Linked DNA regions of Homo sapiens: all the other regions are linked to region 2. A link is an interaction called in ENCODE POLR2A ChIA-PET data of the cell type or tissue named here. Cell type or tissue: GM12878. All regions are shown on one strand.

Evidence for each region. Peaks named below come from ENCODE experiments on the same cell type or tissue, not always from the same donor. Only the 100,000 strongest peaks of a DNase experiment are listed, where the experiment ranks them.
Region 1: POLR2A ChIA-PET joins it to region 2 with 7 read pairs; 4 of 35 experiments call an interaction of 5 or more read pairs at or near these places.
Region 3: POLR2A ChIA-PET joins it to region 2 with 5 read pairs; 1 of 35 experiments calls an interaction of 5 or more read pairs at or near these places.

Annotation. Positions count from the first base shown.
Region 1 is chr12:110,532,566-110,536,565 of GRCh38, reverse strand. It overlaps RAD9B (RAD9 checkpoint clamp component B), which reads right to left. Exons shown (of 11, transcript NM_001286535.2): 11 at 3,010-4,000. PPTC7 (protein phosphatase targeting COQ7) reads left to right here. Exons shown (of 6, transcript NM_139283.2): 6 at 1-3,321. Among named protein-coding and RNA genes, the nearest start is that of RAD9B, 32 kb to the right of the region's middle. In GM12878, no CTCF peak of the experiment used is centred here; no DNase peak of the experiment used is centred here; H3K4me3 peaks cover 219 bases; H3K27ac peaks cover 2,167 bases.
Region 2 is chr12:110,674,986-110,678,985 of GRCh38, reverse strand. The region is part of intron 3 of HVCN1 (hydrogen voltage gated channel 1); the gene reads left to right. Among named protein-coding and RNA genes, the nearest start is that of HVCN1, 12 kb to the left of the region's middle. RefSeq lists enhancers at 1,114-1,473, 1,524-1,663. In GM12878, no CTCF peak of the experiment used is centred here; a DNase peak (open chromatin) is centred at 1,585; H3K4me3 peaks cover 1,541 bases; H3K27ac peaks cover 2,869 bases.
Region 3 is chr12:110,287,213-110,291,212 of GRCh38, reverse strand. All of the region lies in intron 3 of ATP2A2 (ATPase sarcoplasmic/endoplasmic reticulum Ca2+ transporting 2), which reads right to left. Among named protein-coding and RNA genes, the nearest start is that of ATP2A2, 8.0 kb to the right of the region's middle. In GM12878, no CTCF peak of the experiment used is centred here; no DNase peak of the experiment used is centred here; H3K4me3 peaks cover 591 bases; H3K27ac peaks cover 227 bases.

The sequences.
Region 1 (4,000 bases), 140 kb after region 2:
TTTGTTATGATGATTGGTGTGGCTTTATGTCTTTGTTATAAACTCCTATTTTTCAGGGGCTTATGATTCTGCTCTAAAACATTGCTCTGGGTTATACAGTTTTGATCCCAAAAGCTTTTTTGTTACAAATCGGGAGAAAAATCCATTTTAGTTCTATGGATGGAAATATTTCATGCTTTTAAAAAGATGTTTGTGTTCCTGTGGTTAAAGTTTTGGCAGTTTATTGATTAGTCCAAATCACAGGCTAAGGCCTGATCTCCAGGAGGGGTAGGGGAGACACTTTACCAGTATTTTTTTATGGAAATAATACTCAAGGTTGTAAAACCCCTCAAAGCCTAGAAATTTAATTGTTATGGCTGAAATTCCTCCTAGTTGTCTGATAGAATGCCCCTGAATGGGAACTCTAGGTCCCAAGGCCTGAAGGGTTGAGAACAGACAGCTGTAACTTTGAATTTTGTTGGCTTTCAGTGGTCATGCTACCTACCCATACTCGTACTCTCAGACCTTTTATTAGTAGCCTTGCTTTCTATAGAGCATGCACCAAATCCAGTGAGTCCATGTGGAGAGAGCACTGTGTGCGCAGCGGCAGCAGCACAGACGTCCATGAGGAAAACTCCCAGTGATGATCTGACATTTACAATTACCCCACATGGAAATTTAGGGGTTTCTGAATCAAGCTTAATGTTTACAGTTTCCAAATAGCCATTTTGCAGTGTATAGTTTCCTTACAAAACTACCCCGCATTCAGTTTTCACATTATCTGCAAGCTGAAACTTATTTTTAAGTTTTGTGTACAAGTTGACTGCTGTAAAGATATATATTTTTGGGTCAGTTTTTTTCCTTCATTAACTTGGTGGTAGAAAAAAATATATACTTAGAAATCCTTAAATTAAAGCCATGTTTTATATATAAGTCAGGTAACATTGGTGTATAGATGAGAATGCAATTAAACCTGATGAGAATCTACTTGAGAATATAGAAAGTCTTTCTCTAAAGGAGATACTGACTCCCTGGTTTATTGCATTAAAATTTATGTTTGAGGTTACCTCAACTTGTTTTAAAAGATTTTGTTTTGTGAATTTGTACTGTATATTTGAGTAACTGTCAGGCTTTTATTTAAAATTGTTTAACATGTACCATGTACATGTCATTACTATATTTCAATGCATCATGCTTGTAACAGGCATTTCATTTATAATAAGAATGAGTTATTCATTTGTAAGCCGTTCAGTAATTTATCTACTATTCCTAAATTGGCATAATGTTAGATAATCTATTTTGAATCACCTTTAATTACATGTCAGAATGCCTTAACTACCCTAACTTGACAAAACAGAATTCTTTGGTAGACGCGGTGGGGGCGGGGTGGGGGGTCTGGACGGAGTCTCTATTTAAGGAGAAATCATCATGCTATGATAAAACACAGAAGCATGAGTGGCAAGTGGCGGGGTATTTATTTTGCACAAACTATTTGCAGTCTCTGTGTATTTAAAAAGTAAAGAAAGTTGCATCCAGAAGGGTTTTGTTAGAATGAATACATTTATATTAGGACTGACAACTTCAGCTCTTTTGTTTAGGTTTTCAATTATTTTTGGTAAGAGTATGTAGCCTTATGATCTGGATATATTTTGCATTCATTTTCCAACGCCTACATTTAATTCCTGGTAAGAGCAGTGCTCGTCAAGTTTCTGGTTTTTCTCTGCTCTCATTTAACCCGTCAAACACAATCTTTGTAAAGCTAGATTGGTGGTGTTTTATACAACTTATTTACTCAGCTTACCTTTTTGAGAAACGATTGTTAGAAATTGACGATGTGTTTGTTCCAGTGATACTGAAAGTAGTGGGGGCAAGAATTGAGTTTCACAGTGGAATTGGCTTTGGATCTGGCCTATAGATTAGTGACATAAAATATTTTCTCTATTTTCCCCTGTTCTTTTTGTGTTATGCACTTAATTTTATGACTGCCGGGGGGGTCAGCTGGAGTGCTGCTTAACAAGTATCTCTCCTACTCTCAGTGGTCAGAGGCTGTGTTGGACCCATAGTAGAATTTTCCAGGTCACAGACCCAAGCTTCCATGGGTTGTTACTGTGCTGTACCACTTGGTGGGTCTGATTCTGAACCTGATGTGTGTGTTAATTATATTTTAAGCAACACACACACACACACACGCCTCATGTAATGGACTTTTATAACAAAAGAAAAAATTTGGATTTCTAATTTACAAATGGCAAATTATTTATCCCTCTCTGGATGCACCAAAGACCAGTAAAGTTTATAGCTTTTCCATCTATATTTATAAAGCAATACTGTATTATAAAAATCAATATTTTTATCACATGCTTGAAATTTTTATTTTGTTGTTTTAAAATGTGCACTCTAAACATATCAGAACCTTATTTCTTCCTATGAACTTAAGCTGCCTGCGCACAAAAAAAAAAAAAATTTACCAAATGGAGATGCAGTAGAGTCCATAGGCTCTAAAAACTAAAAGAAATGGGATGCAGGGGGAACAAGTTATTTGTCCTGAGTTACTGTACTTGCTTGACATGGTTGTTGGGTACTAAATCACAAAAGAATCCATTCCAGGTATGCATGTCTGGGGGTTGGGCTGTGTCTAGATTAGAAACTGGGTTTCAAGCTTTGCATGATGGGAGAGCGTCCTCTCCTCTATCAGCTGCGTGTGTTCTGGATAGGACAGTAGCCCGGAGATGGAAACCACCTTCAGTACCATTAGCCCACCATACCAAGTAACAAGTTAGGCAGGAATCGTGGGAATTTATTGAGTCAGCTTTGAGTGTTTGAGAGAATGTAAACAAGATTGGCTCGAATTGTAAACGTTTGTACTTTGGATGAGTTCATGGTTCTTTAGGTCACCTTAATACCAGCTATCTTTGGTAGAAGCTACAGCATTCAGTTTCTCTGGAAACTGTATCACATTTTTGCATTTTAAAAATTTTACAGTATCAAAAAACCAAAATCTGCTTATGAAACAAAACATGAAGCAGGACATATTTGGATTCTATTTATTTAAAATTAAATTCTTTGCAAAATTGAACTTCTCAACTAAAACGTGTCCATGTCAGAATTTTAACTGTTAGCAGGTAGTTTGTGGCAAAGATGGCTAAATAATGAAGCAAATTAGAATCTGTGTGTATACTAATGAGCTGCTTTTTTTCTGTTGAGACTATCATTATTTGTCTTATTACCCAAGAGGCAATTACCTGAATTTGGATGTCTGAATTATAACTTATGCAGGAATAGTTCTGTAAATACATTTAAATAAACTGTAAAGATATTTAATAAATATAGTATTTATACTAATCTGTGTGCTTCTTTTGGTTTGAATAGTAACTAAATGAGACACCAGCCCTTGACATTGAGTTTGTTGGTCACTATCAGGTCCTCATTTCCAAGCCTCCTAGTCATTCTAGCACTGATTATATGCTGCTACTTTAACTGGCTCCAGCTGCTTCACTACATCAGTTTAGCTTCCTCAGAAATTCATCAAAATGGACGGACAATTAAATGTAAATTATAGAACTTTTTCCCAGCTGAGGCTTTGCACCTTCCGTATAGTATAGAGGGAAGCTACAAAAAAAATCTGCTGTACAGTCAGTCGTGTTGTTTAACAGAGATGTTCTGACAGATGCATCCTTAGCAATTTCATCATTGTGTACTGACACAAGCCTAGATGGTCTAGCCTACTACACATCTGGGCTATATGAATAGCCTGTTGCTCCTAGGCGACAAACCTGTATAACATGTTACTGTACTGAATACTGTAGGCAGTTGTAACACAACAGTAAGCATCTGTATATCTAAACATAGAAATGTTTCAGCAAAACTATGGTATGAAAGACAAAAAAATGGTACACCTGTATAGGGCAGCTCCATTATCTTATGGGACCACCACTGTCTGTGCAGTCCATCGTTGACCAAAACGTTGTTATGCAGCACATGACTGTATTTCAGCTTAGCACTCTGTATCCAAATTCTAAAA
Region 2 (4,000 bases):
TACCTGGGTAACTTTTTCTTTTTTCTTTCTACACTTTTGTAAAACAAATAGCACAGCCCCTGCTCCTGGTTGACATGACTGAAGTCACAGGCTTGGACCAGACTCCCCTCTCAGTCATTCCCAGGGAAATAGGCAAAGCGTGTCCCCCCAAAACTGTGTCTTTAAACTCAACGCATTGGTGAGTCCTGAAATCCATTGAGTGGGCTACAGTCGACCTTTTAAGAAATGAAATAGGGCTAGGTGCAGTGGCTCACACCTGTAATCCCAGCACTTTGGGAGGCCAAGGCAGGCGGATCACTTGAGGTCAGGAGTTTGAGACCAGCCTGAGTAACATGGAGAAACCCCATCTCTATTAAAAATACAAAAAATTAGCCAGGCGTGGTGGTGCATACCTGTAGTCTCAGCTACTTCCTGGGCTGAGGTGGGAGGATCTCTTGAGCCCAGGACGTTGAGGCTGCAGTGAGTCCTAATCATGCCACTGCCCTCCAGCCTAGGTGGCAGAGTGAGACCCTGTCTCAAAAAAAAAAAAAAAAAAAAAAAAAAAAAGAAATAGAATGAAATGGAAAATAAGAGCGCCTCACATAGTAACTTCAGTGCTAGTTATGGAATGTGTGTACACAAGTCAGTGTGTACTGAGATGCAGGGTATGAAATGTGATTTCTTATTGAGAAACACCGCTCCAAACTCCCTTCCCAGCATGGGGCTTCCCCAGCTGTGAGGAGGGTGCAGGGCTGGGCAGTGTTCATGAGGGGTCCCGCAGGAGGAGGGGGAGCTGGGCTTGGCAGCCTGGGTTGGAATCCTAGCCTTGCTTCTCGCTGGCTGTGTGACCTGGGGCAAGTCACTGGCCTCTCTGTTCTCAGTTTCCTCATCCATAAACAGAGACATTGCAGTCCCCGCCTCATGGGCTTGTTACAGTATGTTAATGAAGGTCTTTGCACAGAGCTCAGAAAATATTAAATAGCAGGTATTCTGGGGATAGTTGGAATGATTACAGTTCCTACTCCTGTAAATATGTCCCATATAGTCTGTATGCAGCCCTGCCATCATCTCACCAGGCTGACCGGCTCATCTATCAGGCAGGAGGGTTCCTAACCCTATAGAAAAGGAGACAGTTGGGGAGCATGGCTTTAGGGGAACCTGGGCTGCCAGTTAAGCCCCTCAGCCTGTAAGCAGCTCCTCCTGCCAGAGCTGATCAGCTGTCACGGTGGTTGTTTTCATGAACCTCAGACTTCCTCCCCACCCTAGAGAAGGAAAAGTTTCTACACTTATTTAAAGACTTCCCTGATTTTAAAAATAGGCCTTCCTCAGAACACGGATCCCCTGGGGCAGGAAGGGAGAAGTGCTGGGGGCAGCTGAGCCTGCTGCTTGGAGTCCTCTTGCCTCCCCACAGAGAAGAGATTTGCTCAGGGGTTTCATTCCACCTTCCACCATCCAGGAGGTATGTTTAGCAGGAGCCTGTGGTCTGCCAGGCACAGAGGTCATGCTGTGAACAGCTGGGCCACATGAGAGTGTGATGGGGAAGGCCTGGCCAGCTCCTGAGAGCTGAGATGAAGAAGAAGATAGAGGACAGGGTGAAAGGGGGTTGCACATTCTACGCAAAAGAAGTCACGTGTGCAAAGGTCCTGTGGTTGGAGAAACCAGCCAAGTATGAAAGGCTCAATGTGGCCAGAGTGGGGACAGAGGTGAGAGGGAAGGTGAGAAGATGGGCAGACAGAGGCTAGATAGAGCGTGCAAAACAGGAGTGGGCTTCTGGGAGGCATTGATGTCTTTTTTTTTTTTAACAGACAAGGTCTTGCTGTATCACCCAGGCTGGAGTGCAGTGACACGATCACAGCTTACTGCAGCCTCAACATTCTGGGCTCAAGCGATCCGCCTCTCTCAGTCTCCCAAGTAACTGGGACTAGAGGCGAGCACCACTACACCTGGTTAATTTTTAGATTTTTTTGTAGAGACGGAGTCTCACTCTGTTGCCCAGGCTGGTCTTGAACTCCTGAACTCAGTGATCCCCCTCAGCCTCCCAAAGTGCTGGGATTACAGGTGTGAGTGACTGCACCCAGCCAAAAGTTTTAAATAAGGGAGTGTGTCAGGGTTCCCGAGACCCTATGCCCAGTGTCAGTGACTCACTAGGAGGACCTGTGGGACTCGCATGCAGATGTGCTCCTGGCTCAGATTAATTGCCACAAAAGGATTGAAATTAAAATCAGTAAAGGGAAAAGGCACGTGGGGTGAAGTTCAGAAAAAACCTGGCACAAGCTTCCAGAGCCCTCTCCTGGGTTGGGGGCAGAGGTCCTTGGGGTCACACTTATTTCCTCCAGCAGGGAGTTGTGACAAGATGTGTGAAGTGTTTGCAAGCAGAGCAGTTCCTTAGAGACCCAATGCCCAGAGTTTTCATTGGAGCTGGGCACAGAGGTACCCTCTGCCTGGCACTTAGAAAAATTCCATACTCTCCAAATGAAAGTAGGAGTTCAGCATAAACCATGCTGTTTCCACAAGCAGTCTAGGCACAATGAGCTGCTCTTATCAGGGAATGGCGGGAATTTTCCAGAAGTCCAAATTCCCAGATGCCAGTGGAGGCCAGGCAGGCCTGTCTGAGGAAGGCAGCCTCGGGACCGCTGGGCTGGCCCTTTTCTGCACAGGGAGTGATGTAGTCATGCTTGGAGGGATGCTCTCCTGCAGCTGATGGAGAATGCAGCAGGGAAGGAGAGAGCAGAGAGGAGCTGCGACAGCCTCCAAGTGAGGCAGGGGGTTGGCCAGGGCAGTGGCAGAGGGTGGGGGAAGTAGGTGGCAGATCAGGGGTCATTTAGTTGCTGAAATGCACCAGGCTTAATGCTGGACAGGGCTATAGGGGAGGATGAGTGAAGCTAGGACTGGGGACAGCCGCTCTGGCCCTGCCTGGGTGGTGTTAAGACCCTGGACCAGGAAGCAGCACACCCAGCTGCAAGTCTGTGGACTGTCCACTGACAGGTGGTGGTTACCATGTTGCAGTCTTCAGTTTGCTCCTCTGCTAAGGGAGGTAAGACTGCATCTCAGAACCTTGATCCCATCTCTTATTTATTTATTTTATTATTATTATTATTGAGACAGAATCTTGTTCTGTTGTCCTGGCTGGAGTGCAATGGCATTATCTCGGCTCACTGCAACCTCTGCCTCCTAGGTTCAAGTGATTCTCATGCCTCAGCCTCCCAAGTAGCTGGGATTATAGGCATGCACCACCACCACCCCCAGCTAATTTTTGTATTTTTAGTAGAGATAGAGTTTCACCATGTTGGCCAGGCTGGTCTTGAACTCCTGGGCTCAAGCAATCCACCCACCTCAGCCTCTCAAAGTGCTGGGATTACAGGCATGAGCCACCACTCCCAGTCCCATCTCTAAAATGTCATTTTTGTTGCTGAAAAAAAAATCTACTTTTCTGCCATTTTTTTCTCTGTATTGGCAGAGAAAAGAACAAAGCTAGCGGACTTGAGTTCCTGTGCTGGCTTTATCACTTACTTATGATTTTATTTTATTTTTGGTTTTCTGTTTCTTTTGAGATGGAGTCTTGCCCTGTCACCCAGGTCGGAGTGCAGTGGCACGATCTTGGCTCACTGCAACCTCCGCCTCCCAGGTTCAAGCAATTCCCCTGCCTCAGCCTCCCAAGTAGTTGGGACTACAGGCATGCGCCACCACGCCTGGCTAATTTTTGTATTTTTAGTAGAGACGGGGTTTCCCCACGTTGGTGAGGCTGGTCTTGAACTCCTGACCTCAGGTGATCCACCAGCCTTGGCCTCCCAAAGCGCTGGGATTACAGGTATGAGCCACCGCACCCAGCTTTATGTTTGTTTTTTAACAACGCTACATGAACATATGTATAGCATAATAAATTAAAACAGCAAACAGGTATATATTAGGTTGAATCATATGAAATTATCAATTTCTTCTAGTTTTTATCTACAAAGATGGCACTTTTAAGTCCTCTTTTATATCAGAAAAGTTTTCTTGAATTATATCTTTGTTCTAGTCT
Region 3 (4,000 bases), 390 kb after region 2:
AAAAAAGCCGGGTGCGATGGCTCACGCCTGTAATTCCAGCACTTTGGGAGGCCAAGGCGGGGGGATCACCTGAGGTCTGGAGCTCGAGACCAGCCTGACCAACACGAAGAAACCCTATCTCTACTAAAATTACAAAATTAGCAGTGTGTGGTGGTGCATGCCTGTAATCCCAGCTACTCAGGAGGCTGAGGCAGGAGAATCGCTTGAACCCGGGAGGCAGAGGTTGCGGTGAGCCAAGATCGCACCATTGCACTCCAGCCTGGGCAACAAAAGCAAAACTCAAAAAACAAACAAAAAACTATACTTCATGGCTGGGTGTGGTGGTTCAAGTCTGTAATCCCAGCACTTTGGGAGGCCGAGACAGGTAGATCGCCTGAGGTCAGGAATTCGAGACCACCCTGGCCAACAAGGTGAAACCACCTCTACTAGAAACACAAAAAATTAGCCAGGTGTGGTGGCGCACACCTGCAGTCCTAGCTAGTTGGGAAGCTGAGGCAGGAGAATCGCTTGAACCTGGGAGGCAAAGGTTGCAGTGAGCTGAGATCGCACCACTGCACACCAGCCTGGGCGTTAGAGCAAGACTCAGTCTCAAAAAAACAACTATACTTCTTAAAAATACCTTATCTTTTGATGTAATAATTCCATTTTAGAATCCAAATAAAATCTGGGGAGAGGGAATAAATTCCATTCATTTTATATGTATCTATTTAGAAAAAATAAAACTTCAATTCTTGATTAAAGTAAAAGGTGATCATCTAACAGTCATGTTCATTTAGTTATTATTCATATCAAGTAATATCCATGTGACATAAATCCACAGTATAAACAACTTGATCACTGACTTAAATTTTAGAGCATATATAAACTGTTTAATTCTAGGCCGGGAACAGTGGCTCATGCCTATAATCCCGGCACTTTGGGAGGCCAAGGCAGGAGGATCATTTCATGCCAGGAGCTTGAGACCAGCCTGGGCAACATAGCGAGACCCTCATCTCTATAAAAGAAACAAAAAACCAGTTAATTCCCCGTTTCTTTTCAGTGGTACTACTGAAGGCTGTTTCAGAACCGCAAAGCTGTTGGGAGATCCGAAGTGTATTTTGTAGGTTATCCTCCATATGACATTTATACAGCAACACAGCACTTCAGAGATAACCTAAGTCCAAAAATGTAACTGGTCACAGAACACTGCCCCAAGAAAATGGGGCAGAGGTTTAAACTTTTAGCTCATACAACTATAAACTTGTTAAGATTTAAAAACTACAAAGTAAGAGTCACACTGCACTTCCCAATCCAACAACTATAAACGTGGTAAAAAGAGAGAACTCACCACAATGAATACTAAGAATAATGAATATGGTAAAGAGTGGTCTATGTGGTTAAAAATTTAAAAACCTCTTTTTGTGGAAACTTACCAATCCAGAAACAGTGTTAACCACATCTAATGATTTAATCTTGGAGGTCGAATTTTTTTTAATTAAAAAATTGCTTAAAATGTTTGCATATTTCATAATAAAATCTTCTTTAAAAGATCTACTTAGTAAATCATGAAAACACTCCTCCAAATGATTTATGGCAATAATGAATCCAAATGACTCATTAGAAGACGGCATGAATAAGAAATATCTGTTTGAGCAGGACAAAAAGAAAAATAAAAACAGGAGGCACCAGGACCACCAAGTCCTGACAGATGCCAATCACCACCAACGTCCAGTGAGCTAGGGCAAACAGACAACCAGAATGAGTATAATAAATGTTACTGTATGCTTTCAACAGGGCATTCTAGTGTTAAGGCCAGGAATAATGCCAGAATGAAAACTTCTCTAGGAAGTTATAAATTTTGATAGATGCAGGATCACAGCTGCTCTGATACTAGACTTTCAAACATTTGCCAAGGAGAGCATATCAGAAACAAGAAACTTTAATTAGCTCTTGGGGGAGAAAAATCGCTCAACTTGAAGAGTAACTATGACCTTTCCAAAAGGTCAGTGAGGCATTAGCAACTGTAAGATAAGCTTCACACCTTGTTAAAGTGGGTATGAATTTCCCTCTTGGCAGTAAAGCCTGGGGAACAAACTTAAAGCAACATCCCCTGATAGCTAGAGCAAAGGGAAAGACAATGGCAAGCAGTGATGGGACCATCAGAGCAAACCTCTACTTTAAAATACTACAGCCCAAAATGAAGAACAACCATATCAGATCATGTCGGGCAGTCCTTCACAGTTCTGATCTATTGGTAAGAAAACCTCTTGCCTTGTGTAAGGAGAAAGAGGATTGACAACAGAAACCATGAGACTGGGAGGGAGATGGGGTAAGAGAAAGGGGAGGAAAACTGGATGAGTGACATTACTGAAACGCAAGATCCCTTACTGCAGTATTATAGTACTATAGTAATGTGAGTTCATAATTATGGTTTGCCAGAAGTTATACAAAGTATACTTATACAAGGAACTGGGAAAATGTTTCTAAAAATTTTGACAACAGGTTGAATATAAAGAATTATCTGTTTCAAGCCAGGAGCAGTGGCTCACACCTGTAATCACAGCACTTTGGGAGGCTGAGGTGGGCAGATCACCTGAGGTCAGGAGTTCAAGACCAGCCTGACCAACATGGCGAAAACCCATCTCTACTAAAATACAAAAAATTAGCCGAGTGTGGTGGTGGACGCCTGTAATCCCAGCTACTGGGGAAGCTGAGACAGGAGAATCGCTTGACCCCGGGAGGCAGAGGTTACAGCGAGCCGAGATCGCGCCATTGCACTCCAGCCTGGCTGACAAGAGCAAAACTCCATCTCAAGGAAAAAAAAAAAAAGAATTATCTGTTTCAGCTGGGTGAGGTGGCTCATGCCTATAATCCTAATGCTTTGGGAAAATCTCTTAAGGCCAGGAATTGGAGACTAGCTTGAGTAACATAGTGAGACCCTATGTGTATAAAAAAAAATTTTTTTTTAATTAGTTGGGCATGGCAGGGCATGCCTGTAGTCCTGACTACTCGGGAAGATTGCTTGAAACCAGGAGTTTGAGGTTATAATGAGCTATGATCGTGCCACTACTACATTCCAGCCTAGGTGACAGAGTGAGACTCTGCCTCAAAAAAAAAAAAAAAAAAAAAAAAGGGCAAAGCATGATGGCTCACACCTATAGTCCCAGCTACTTGGGAGGCTCAAGAATCAGGCTTCAGCCCAGGTGTCTGAGGCTGCAGTGAGCTATAATCGCACCACTGCATTTACCCGCTGGGCGACAGGAGACCCTATCTCCAGGAAAATTGAAAATTTTAAACAGTGTGTAAAAGGATTATCTGGGCTGGGTGAGGTGGCTCATGTCTGTAATCCCAGCACTTTGGGAAGCTGAGGCAGGCGGATCACCTAAGGCCAGGAGCTGGAGACCAGCCTGGTCAACATGGAGAAACCCCGTCTCTACTAAAAATACAAAAAATTACCCGGGCGTGGTGGTGCATGCCTGTAATCCCAGCTACTCGGGAGGCTGAGGCAGGAGAATCACTTGAAGCTGGGAGGTGGAGGTTGCAGTGAGCCAAGATCGCACCACTGCACTCCAATCTGGGCGACAGAGCAGGACTCCGTCTCAAAAAAAAGACAGCGAAAAGGTAACAAGCTTCATGAACAGCAGCAAAGAAAAGTAAAAGAGAAGACCACTGCCCCATAGTTTTGGACATAAACAGTGTTTCTTCTTCCCTTTGCTTTGTGCTAAATACAATAATACCTGTCTTCTGGGACATACATTATCAAACAAGTTCAATGCTTCAAATGTGCCAGTATTATTCAAAGTAACCACTTGCTAATGAACACTCAACTACATTAAACTGTTAAAAATAGAGTAGGGATAGAGTATCTCCCAATTATTATCCACAAGATTAATCTCTGTACAGCACTGAAATACTGTACAACACTCTGTACTGCATTATACTTCTGATAAGTATACTAAAGCAAAAAAAAAATTTTTTTTTGAGACGGAGTCTCACTTTGTCACTCAGGCTGGAGTGCAGT